Regions from separate parts of the Homo sapiens genome. Here region 2 is linked to region 1. The links are chromatin loops, found by intact Hi-C in ENCODE. Cell type or tissue: Panc1. All regions are shown on one strand. Each heading gives the region's core, and the rest is flanking DNA. Links, peaks and the distances in the headings are about the cores only. Region 1 has its middle 81 kb from the start of VWDE. Region 2 has its middle 99 kb from the start of TMEM106B.

Region 1 (5,392 bases), core at 55-5,054:
AAAAGAAAGAGGTTTAATGGACTCACAGTTCCACGTGGCTGAGGAGGTGTCACAGTCATGACCAAAGGTGTCTCACATGGCGGGAGACAAGAGAATGAGACCCAAGTGAAAGGGGTTTCCCCTTATAAAACTACCAGATCTCTTGAGACGTATTCACTACCATGAGAACAGTATGGGGGAAATCATCCCCATGATTCAATTATCTCCCACTGGATCCCTCCCATAACACAAGGGAGTTATGGGAGCTACAATTCAAGATGAGATTTGGATAGGGACACAGCCAAACCATATCATTCATGTTCTGAGTTGGGAAGGCAACAGTTCTAAATTCAGAAAGTTCTCAGAGCTTGGTTGTCAAAGATTTTCAATTTTTGCTTTATTTATTGAAGGCAGGTAAACTAAAACTACTATGGACAAATATTTCTGTCAAAAGACTGCTAGGTATGATAACCTCTTCACTCAGCATCCACTTTATTTTCATAATTATTCAATAGCACACCATAAAAATCAGAAGTGCTTTCCTGAGTGGAAGTAGATCAATTATGTGATTATCAATTAAATAAATTAAGTGGGGATAATTAGAAGAAAGAAAACCAAAATGTATTGAGCGTGATGCTAGGGATTTTAATTAACAATCTTTCAGACAATCAAGTTTTTGAGAGAAAAGATTTCTCTCTATTTTACAGATGACAACACCAAAGCCTAGAGAACTCCAATTGTTTCCTAAATACCCTGCTGCTTACACTTTGCCGTGATTGTATTTGAATGCATATCTGACACCAAGGCCTATTAACTACATGCTATCATCTATTTTTAGAAAAAGCCAAGAATGTTTAATGGCTCAAGATCACTTGATAATTTATTAAAGATATTTCTTTCCGCTTTTCAATCCACATTATGGGTTAATAAAAATATGCCTGTTAAAATGAGGTATTTAATTTATTTGTTGGACAAAAATATTTTGAAAAAAACTCACTTCAAGAAGAATTTGAGAATTACCAGTTTGTTTTGTTCTAGCTGTGGATATACATTTGTATGTGGAGAGGTGTCTGCGAAGAGCACCATGTAGAAATAGAACTGGAGGCAGGACAGCTGCAGGACACATTGCTGTGAGGCTTCAGAGTCAGGTGCACCTGGATTTTAATTCGATCCCAGATCCTGGCTCTAACTCACCACAGTTGTGTGTACTCGCACAGAGAACTTTACCTCCTTCTATACGTGAATTCCCTCATTTGTAAAATGGGGATAAAAAATATTTACATCATAAGAGTACTGTGTAATTTTAAATTTAAAATGAGATTATTATTGATATGCTGTGGCTCTGTGTGTGTCCCTATCCAAATTTCATCTCAAATTGTAATCCCCACTTGTCGAGGGAGGGACTTGGTAGAAGGTGGTTGGATCATGAAGGTGGTTTCCCCATGATGTTCTCGTCATAGTGAGTGAGTTCTCACGAGATCGAATGGTTTAAAAGTGTGGCACTTCCCCCACCCCGTCCTCTCCTGCTGCTGTGTGAAGAACGTGCTTGCTTCTCCTCCGCCTTTCGTCATGATTTTAAGTTTCCCGAGTCCTCTCAGCCATATGGAACTGTGAGTCAGTTAAACCTCTTTCTTTATAAATTAGCCAGTCTCACGTAGTTCTTCAGAGTGGTGTGAAAATGGGCTAATATAATTGCAAATAATTTTTCACAATGGTTGTTATCTAAATCCCCAACACATGCATTTTGTTATTTTTTGTTGTTGCTAAAGATGAATCAGTCATACCAGCTGAAGAAATGACAGGAAGACTTCTCTGTTTGGATTTTAGAGTTTTCCAATGATTACTATATGTTGGTAATTTTGTTCACTGATTAACTTTAAAAAGCACTAATTAAGATGTGAGATTAAAAACAAAATATGCAAACATGAACTTTAAATAAGCTCTGGCATACAAGTAGTGAGAACCAGACTAAGAAGGCTAAAGGTAGCTGGCATATAATGACTCAAATTGAGAGCTGAATGCGTGCCAAGCTGTGTTCTAAGTAGTTAACCAGGGTTAAGTTGATTCCCCTCCGTATTCACCTGTGTAGTTCTTTGGACTCTAGCCATCAGCCTCCAAAAAAGACCCTTTTGAACTTAGTGGGCCCTCGGCACTTTTGTCTTCACAGACCCCTCTCTCCATTTAAAAATATCAAAAAGTATATTTTATAACTGGGTTGATATAAAGATGAATACGTTAATATCATATATTAAAATAGTTTATTTGACCTAAAAGTTTTTTAATACTGATTTTAAAAGACATGAAACATTTTTGTGGGCCTTTAAAAATACTGTGGGCCATAGCCGATGTACCTCCCCCGCTGATCAAAATGGGGCCCTTCCTGGCAAGAGTATTGTAGTCTTAAGCATACCAGTTCAGAGACTACAGTACTCTTATCAACGGCCACTGCAGATGCTTTGAGAAAATAAAAGAAACGGAGGACAAAGCAGGTGGCATTCCAATTTATTTTTTTATTGTAAGGACAGACTTATACATCATTGTTGAAAGAATTTTAACCTGTTTTAAACTTCTGTAAAATTGTTTCTACTGCCAGATGAAATTAGCTTATTTTGCCTGCAGATGGTGCTAGATCCTCAGTTCCCAGGTAACACATTTTGATAAGAGAAAATATTAAATATTTAAGGCAAACATGACATTTTTCAAAAATAAAATTCTTCATAATTAATATGACATCAGTTTTTCCTGTGAGCCTAGAGTCTTAGTTATACCTGATAATCTCCAATAATTATAGCCACTTGTCTGAGAGCAGTTAAAAATTCTCATTGTGCTTGTAAAAGATACTACTTTCCTTCGAAGATTTGGTGACTTAACTGAATCCGTCTGAGATTAAAATTTCTCTGAGTAATATTAGGTTGGGCAGAAAACATTTTTTACTTCCTGTATACATTGAACTTGGAAAAAAACTGTGAAGATAGCCAGTACTTTCAAATATTTCAAGATTATGCCTTTTCCCCTGTCACTGAGAAATAGTAAGTCAATATGTAGCACACCCTGACAGAAAATAAAGTCTTTGTAAGGGATAATGTTTTCTTAAATATGCTTCTTCAGACAAAAACCATAAGTTTGTCTGAAGTAAGTGGATTTCTCCCAACTATATATCTGGACATGACTGTATCTAGAGAGTCTTTGATTAGAGACACTATGAGCTTAAGAACAATAATGAAACTTACTGGACATACACATTATAGTGAGAATTATCCCAATTTATTTTCTAATTTCATAGATGATATACAGGTGATGATAGATTAGACAAATAGGTATAGATACAATGTATATAAAGTAGATTCTATTATCAAACTTTAATCTTCCTCACCAAGGAATTGGTTATAATCCTCGATAATATGGTCAAGCGATATTGTTAGGGTCTAGTTTGGTTTCGTCTAAGATCTCAAGATAATCATCTGTACTTCCTTCAGTGTTTTGTTTTAATGCTGCCCAAGCTAAGAGGTTCCTTTCTTTGTTGAGGGCTCTGATTACTAAATGAAAGGAAATTCTTACGGCTTGTGTATGTGTCTTTAGGCACCAAGACCTGTCAATTATTTTTTGTGGACAACTTTGATGCTTCCTCCTACATTAGTTAATGGAGATGGTGACTGTGTGATACTTCATCTCCCTGATCTGTCTGCCTATTACATCAGCATTCTCTGATGATGCATTCTCACTGCTGGCTGATATTTTCTGAGGACTGTAGGAGGGGAGGATATTAGTTTTCAACCCTCTTCTTGTGAAAATAATCAATTATTCCTTGGGTTTTGACCTGAGATCTATCTCCCCATATCAAAGAGTCAAGCCATTTCCAGTGTAATGCCATAAAATACCCCGGCTGCAGCATTACAGATGAAGTAAATTAAACATTACAGACAAATATATTCTGACCACTCATTTCTAATAGTGATTGGCCTACATAGAAGACTTGAAGGATACTGGCTGGTTCAATCCAGGAAAATATTGCAAGGCAGCAACAGAGTTTGGTTTAACATGTGGGTACTTACATAAATCACAGGCAAATATTTTGAAAAATATACTTTTATTTTATTTTCATTTCTATAAAAGAAAAAATAACTAGAGGAAATGGAATTTTGTGCTACCAGAACAAAACCTAAATTGCTCACTTTGAGGGTTGTCTCTGGGCTGTCTGCCTGGCTCTGTGTGTGGAGCAAGGGTGAGATTTTTCTAGATCCATAGGGCTGAACCAAGAGGAGCAATGAACTAGAGAGGACAGAAGGTAGTTTCCAGTTAATGATCAAGTCCTGATGCATAATATGTTCAAAAAAACTTCCAGTCTTAGATTTGCACTAGAAAGGAAGAGGGTGACAAGGAATTTGTTGTTTTTTCTTCTCAAATGAGAGAACAGAGATCTCAGACAGAGTAATACCTGTCAGCACTGCTTGAGTGACTTATCTTCCAGCCACCGTTAAACCGAACAAGGAAATTTATATATCTCATTGTTTTGAGCACTATTGTTGTCTTCCAAGTGGGTAAATATTGAGTGTCCACCAAAATGCCAAAATTCATTTCTAACCTTTGTGGGTAGGCAGATTACAGGCTCTGCCAGTACCTGTTAGTAAGCAGCAGTGAGACAACTTGCTAGAAAAAGAATGTTAGATTTCCCCACCATCAGGGAATACTAAAATGATGAGCATGGTTAAAAATAAATGAGTAACCAGTTTTTAGCTTCTAATAGAACACTCATGCTGAAAATACACATGTAAGATTTTAACTAATTAGGCCTCAAGCTCTTTTTAAAAGCCACATTGCAATTAATTAAAATGACTGCTACTTATTTTTTAAAAAAACAAGGTAAATTTTTTATTATACCTACCAAACTGTCAGAGAAAGTAAACATGCTTAAACTCCCATATTACAGTTTTTGTTCTGAAATAGATAAACTATACAATCAACTTTATTTCTTTTTTCTCAAATTTATTTTTAATTGACATAAAAGTATATGTATTTGCCATGTATAACACGATTTGTAGTATATATATGTTGTGAAATGGTTAAATCTAGCTAACTAGTGAATGCATTACTTCATATAGTTGTATTTATGGTGAGAACACATAACATCCACCTTCTTAGCTTTTTTCTTATTTTTAAGTTGCTCATTTGAGTTGAAGTTGGCCTGAATACTTCAGCTAATATTGAACAATAATTGAATTAGATTAACAAATACAAATTAAAATCAAGATGTGTAACCTTTGAGGACCAAACTTGAGTTATTTCCCCTTTAAGAGCAGTGCTATAAAAGGAGACCGATCAGTGGAAATTTAGAAATAGCCATTTAAGAGAGACAATGCTTAGAGTAAAATTCTATCTCCAAAAACATTTATTGTAGCATGGTTTTTAATATTAA
Region 2 (5,392 bases), core at 262-5,261, 210 kb after region 1:
CAACCAGCCATCCAGTGATTTCAAAGTGCAACTTTTTTGCCTGAAGTGAAATTCACAAAGTTACAAGTGAGAGACTCTCACATGTCTGCAGTCTCAGTACGTCCCTTTGATTTTCCTAATAGGAGAAGCCAAGATTTTTGCCTTTCTTCTCTCCCCCTTCTTGCTGCAAATAGGTTTTCCTTGTGTTTATTCGTTCATCTGTCTTCTTTCCCAACCAGCTGCTTCTGTAAAAGGTATTTCATAAAGCTATTTTCAAATCTTACAGATTCCTAATCAACAAAGTGAAGTTTTCTATATTCTTAAGATTATTTGGGGTACATTGGATGAGGTAGCTTTTAAGTCCATCAACAGAAGAGCCTCTCTATGTATCTTTTCTTTTGATCCTCGAAGACCAAGTTCTTATGAGACAACTGAGATTTCAATTACAGAATGAATTGCCTGAAGTCTAAAGTTTGAATTGAGGTTTATCAACTTTGAGAAATTCAAGCCTCAGCATGAAATAGACACACTCCTTATTAAGTGTGTTGAGTTTAAATGTATTTTGAAACATTCAGAAAAGAATTGTCTGGTGTGGTCCACGTCAGTAGAGAAAGGCATGCAAATTGTGAGAGTCAATATGGAAGAGTAGAAAGGATACAGGACCAAGATCAGGTGTGAATCAATTTGGAAGAGTGAAAAGAATATAGGAACAAGAACAGTAAATCTTTGTTCTGTTGTTTTCTGACTGCTGTTGAAAAAGGGTTCACATTTTCAGAGCTTAAGTTCCTCCTCCTTAAGATGGGAGATGAATTCTTCCCCTCATTTCAGATTCCTGTGAGTAACAAATGAGGAAATAGATATGAATACTTTTTTAATTTGAAAAGTGCAATCCACGTGAAGAATGTATGAATGGTAAAGTAAAGCCACTGAAAAGGAAGTGAACTTTTTGCAGGATATTCACAGAAATGAGTTGAAATCAGAGCTCCAAGCTCAGTCCAGTTAATGGCAACAATCCTCTATTGTCACTCAATAATGGTGGTAACCTCCACTGAGTCCCTTTTATTTTAGCTACTTAATAACTTTGCTCCACATGAACACTTTCCATCGCTATAGAGAATCTCTAAGAAATCATGTGAATACATTTAACACAATTATCTTAGTGCAGTTTTTCCTCCATGATCAGAAAACTAAGGACTAGCATTAGATCTTTATCAGAAAATAAATTATCATGCCTTTTAATTCAGTAAGTAACTTTTTTTCCATTAGATTGATTTTGTTGATGAAGTACGGTCTAAAACATTGTCCAATGTATTATGTTGTATTTTGTTTTCCATTTTTTTTTTCAGATATAATCTGTAAGTTTTTCATGCATTTTTTCTTTTGGGTGATCTACGGTTCTCTTTATTAATATATCTGTCAATTTCCTCATATACAGAGCAATTAATCTCACTTTTTCCCTGAAGTGTATTTTTTAATATATCAGTTAGGCAAAGGAAATAGAACATAAAATATCAGTAAAGAAATTACTATGCACTTCATTTGCTTTCAGTTTGAATAATGAAATGAATATAGGTAGATAAAGTATACATGGTAGCCCCCAGGAAAAACCTAAATGTTGTCTCCTTTCCACTTAAAACATACTAGGCATAATTTATAGTGGAGAGAAGTAGATTTTTCCAAGTAGCTTGTAGAATTTAGTACTGGGATGGCTTAGATCAATAGTTTTGAAAGAGGGAGGGGGAATGATTTTGCCTCAAGGGAACTTTCGGCACCATCTGGAGTATTTTTGGTTGTAACAGCTGAAGGGGTGCCATAGGCATCTTGTCACAGAGGCCAAGGTAGGCTAAGGCTAAACATGCTACATTGCACAAGACAGCCCCACAACAAAGAATTATTCCAGTTGAAATATCAAGAGTCGGAGATTAAGAACCTGCCTTTGATTCAATGGGTGATAAATTCCATAACTTGAAAGGAGCCTCTACATTAGGCCTTAGGGATGGAAAAGGAAAAATTTCATAAAAGCGAGTTGCAATAGTGTAAATGAAAGCCACAATTTCAGCTGGTAGCCTTGAGTGCTGTGGTGTTCACATTAGCTCCACCTTTGACACTTTTTAAATTTAGAGAAATGATCCTAGTAGACTTACAGTAAATTATATCTAAAGCCGTTCTATCAATGGATTTGGGGGATTGCGTTGGTGAGAGCTTTGACCTTTGTAGATCACTGAAATGGCCAAAAAGAAAAAAAAAAATACAGAGGAAAATAGAATAAGAACAAAATCCAGAAAGGTGAGCATTGAGTAGGCAATGGTAATACAACTGTATATCTTGTTCTCCGTAGCTCTTTGGGAGGGGAAGGAAGCAGGTATGACAGGGCTTGGGAAGGATGTGGAGCCTACTGACTCAGAATCAAATCCCAGCCGGAGGGTATCTGCCAGTCTCAACCCACAGCCTCAGATCTTATAGCTGACCCTGGTCCTAGAACCTGCTAGGGCTCTGGGACACAGGGTATGGATTCCGAGGGTGGCTACTGCCCTCTGTGGGACCCTCGCAATGGGACATGGGGCTCTGTGCTCTGGCGAGCGTGCAGTACAGAACAGGAGTGCGGACATGCAGGGGACCGCTGTGCGCAGAGCTGAGGCTGGGGCACTGAGGGTTCTCCCTCTTGGGCAGGGAAGGACAGGGCGCACGCGCCACCAGAGGCGCACAGGACCGGCGACGGCTGCACTGGGGCTGGAACTGGCGGCAGGGCATTGTCAGGGCGGGACCCGGCGATCGCAGGGTGGGCGGCTTGCAGGGATCAGAAGCAGGAGGCAGGAGGTCCGGGCACCCGGCTCTGGGCATCAGGCCGCTCTTTATCCTGAATCCCCGCCTCCCTCTGCCCTGACGCCCTGCGCGCACTCCATCTCAGGCCGCGAAGTGGGCCATGTGAGCAGTCTCCCTCCTCCTTTCCCCGCGGGCGACACGAGGAGCCCAGGGCGCAGCGGGCTCGAATCACATAGTGCCCGCCCCGGATTTCGTGCGCAGAGAGAACCCCAGGCCCCACAGGCCCTCCCACGCTCTGCCCAGATCCCTGGGCAAGAGTCCACCGTCAGCATCGTCGCTTGTAAGTCTTGTCTGCTTAGTTAGACAGAACTTCCAAGAACTGGAAGTTCTAAAATCCTTTCCCGCACTCTTGGTGGGGGTTGCAGTAAGTTGTGGAGAGAGCAGGGAGATTTGACCCGGATGAATACAGTAAATCTTTAAAATAAGCATATTGACGATATAGTTTCATCTTTCCAAACTGCTATTAAATACGACCTGAAGTGAAAAATGACGTCCATGTTGAGTGCAAAATTTAGAGGGCTGTCATTAGACAAGCAGACCTAGTGAATGGGATCATTCTATTCAGCTGGAACTAGGCTTCTTAACAAGAGTAGCAGAAGTCCTTTCAAAGACTTAAAAATAAGTTCCCATCATCTATTTCTTGCATACATCTAGTGATAACATTGATTTTATATGAAAAGAAATTTAAGGTTAGTGCCAATTTTGTTAAAACTCTGACCCTGTGTATATTTTACAAACTTTTTTTTTTTGGAACAGTTTTGCAAATGTGACCATATAGAAGGAGATAATTTGGGAGTAGGGGGATGAAGAAACTTTTCTAGAATATAAAACAAATTTAATAAGAAACCTGTTACCTAAGCTACTTTCATACAGTTTCAGCATGCTGGAGTAGGAATATGAAGTTTTTGTTGTTGTTGTTGGGTCTCTGCTTAGTAATTGTGTGATCCTAAACAAATCACTTAACCGTCTGAGGCTGTTTTCCTCAACCTTAATTTTGTAAGAGACAGTCAGTGCTTTGATTAGTGAGAATATGATACACTGTTATTTTTCAAACTGTTCATTGGTAATTTGCTTGTCCACCCGACAGCCTTAGGTAGATAAGAGGAGATGGGTTGGGTAAGGAAAGACGTGTCTTTCCCAGGTAATTCTGATCATGACCTTTTCCTCATTCCCTTCCCTTTAGGAATTTTTTGAATTCTCTAGTGGACAGAGGCTGGTTAATATGTAACTTTATAAACTACCATATTTGATTTTTATGCCAAAGGTTTTCCTTTAGTCATTTTTTTTTTCTGAAGCAGAAAAGTAGTGACATATAGATTTAAAATAGGATGGCGTGGTGAATGCTTTACCTTTGAGCTGCATTTAGTATGTCGTTTAGTTGAAATATTTTATTTGTAAAAATGAGTTTGGCACACCACACATGTTAAATTTTCAGGAGCGGGCTCAGAATATTTAAGAATGAGTGATTTCACAGTCTATTGGGATATGAGGAAATATCTTTATAAGCTAATTAAGATTTTAATTCTTAATTTGATTCATTTGTCTCACATTGCCTGGGTGAGTTCAACCATTTAAATTGGGCAAACTCAGCTAAGCCCCTTCTCAGCCTGCAGGCATGCCCAGTCTTTGTCAGGAACTGCAGTATACCAAGGACCAAATCTGGTTTTACTGGAATTTACCTTGACAGTAGTATCCGTAATGACTCTTTACCATTTTTTGAGTACTTAAAATATTTATTATTTGGTAGGTCATGGTTAGAAATTATCTCACATTTTATTTATATAGATTGCTATAATACATACATGTAAATATATGTGAAAGTGACTAAAATAGTAAATTTGCTGTTTAATTATATCATAAACATACATATATCCATAGGATTTCAAAGAAAAAAGCATTACTGATTTTTTGTTTTGTATTAATAATTTGATATAGAATTTAAGTCAGTTCTCAGCCTTCAGTGGGGTCCTACTTGGGATTGCTTAGGTCGGGTGGATAGTCTGTGCAGGCTTGATTCTATAACGTGTTCCTCAGCTATTTTGAAGGTTACAGTTGGAAAATTCTTCCTTTTTTCTGAATCTCTAAGATATCATAACAGGATGTTAAAAATGGGAGATTCTTGTCAGGGATGCAAGAAAACAATTTATGCTCAACAAATTCCACACTCAGATCTACGCCACCCATACAGGACTTAGAAAGGAGATGGTGAAACCTAGCTTTCAACTCTTGGCTTATCCGTTATCAGGAGGATATATTAGTGGTAGCTACAGGTTAATGGGGACGTTGAGAAGATCTGCAGAGATGGTTTGTTTGGACAAATTATGAAGGTCTCCACTCTTTCCTCATAGAAGAGGGAAAGGGGCTGCTTTATGAAGGAAGTGTTTCTAACTTTCTCAAATCCAGTCGGAGAAGTTTCAAAGTATCAATTTATAGGGCCTAATAACATTCCTTGGAGTTTTGGAGATGAATGCTTACGTGTACCTGAAAACATGCCCTTGGCTGATCACAGCTAGAAACCTGCATTGTGAGTGAGCTATAATGACATATATGGTGGGGGAAGGATGTATAAGTTTTGACAGTTGATGCTTGG

The links. Peaks named below come from ENCODE experiments on the same cell type or tissue, not always from the same donor. Only the 100,000 strongest peaks of a DNase experiment are listed, where the experiment ranks them.
Region 2: it touches region 1 in a loop (3-fold over the local background); 4 of 110 quality-filtered maps call a loop at or near these places.

Annotation. Positions count from the first base shown.
Region 1 is chr7:12,319,691-12,325,082 of GRCh38, reverse strand. No RefSeq gene overlaps it. Among named protein-coding and RNA genes, the nearest start is that of VWDE, 81 kb to the left of the region's middle. In Panc1, for the core only: CTCF peaks have their summits at 2,376 and 2,596 (motif pointing right); DNase peaks (open chromatin) are centred at 2,582 and 3,734; H3K27ac peaks cover 4,266 bases.
Region 2 is chr7:12,109,203-12,114,594 of GRCh38, reverse strand. No RefSeq gene overlaps it. Among named protein-coding and RNA genes, the nearest start is that of TMEM106B, 99 kb to the left of the region's middle. In Panc1, for the core only: CTCF peaks have their summits at 2,308 and 2,518; DNase peaks (open chromatin) are centred at 2,454 and 3,034; H3K4me3 peaks cover 3,367 bases; H3K27ac peaks cover 5,000 bases.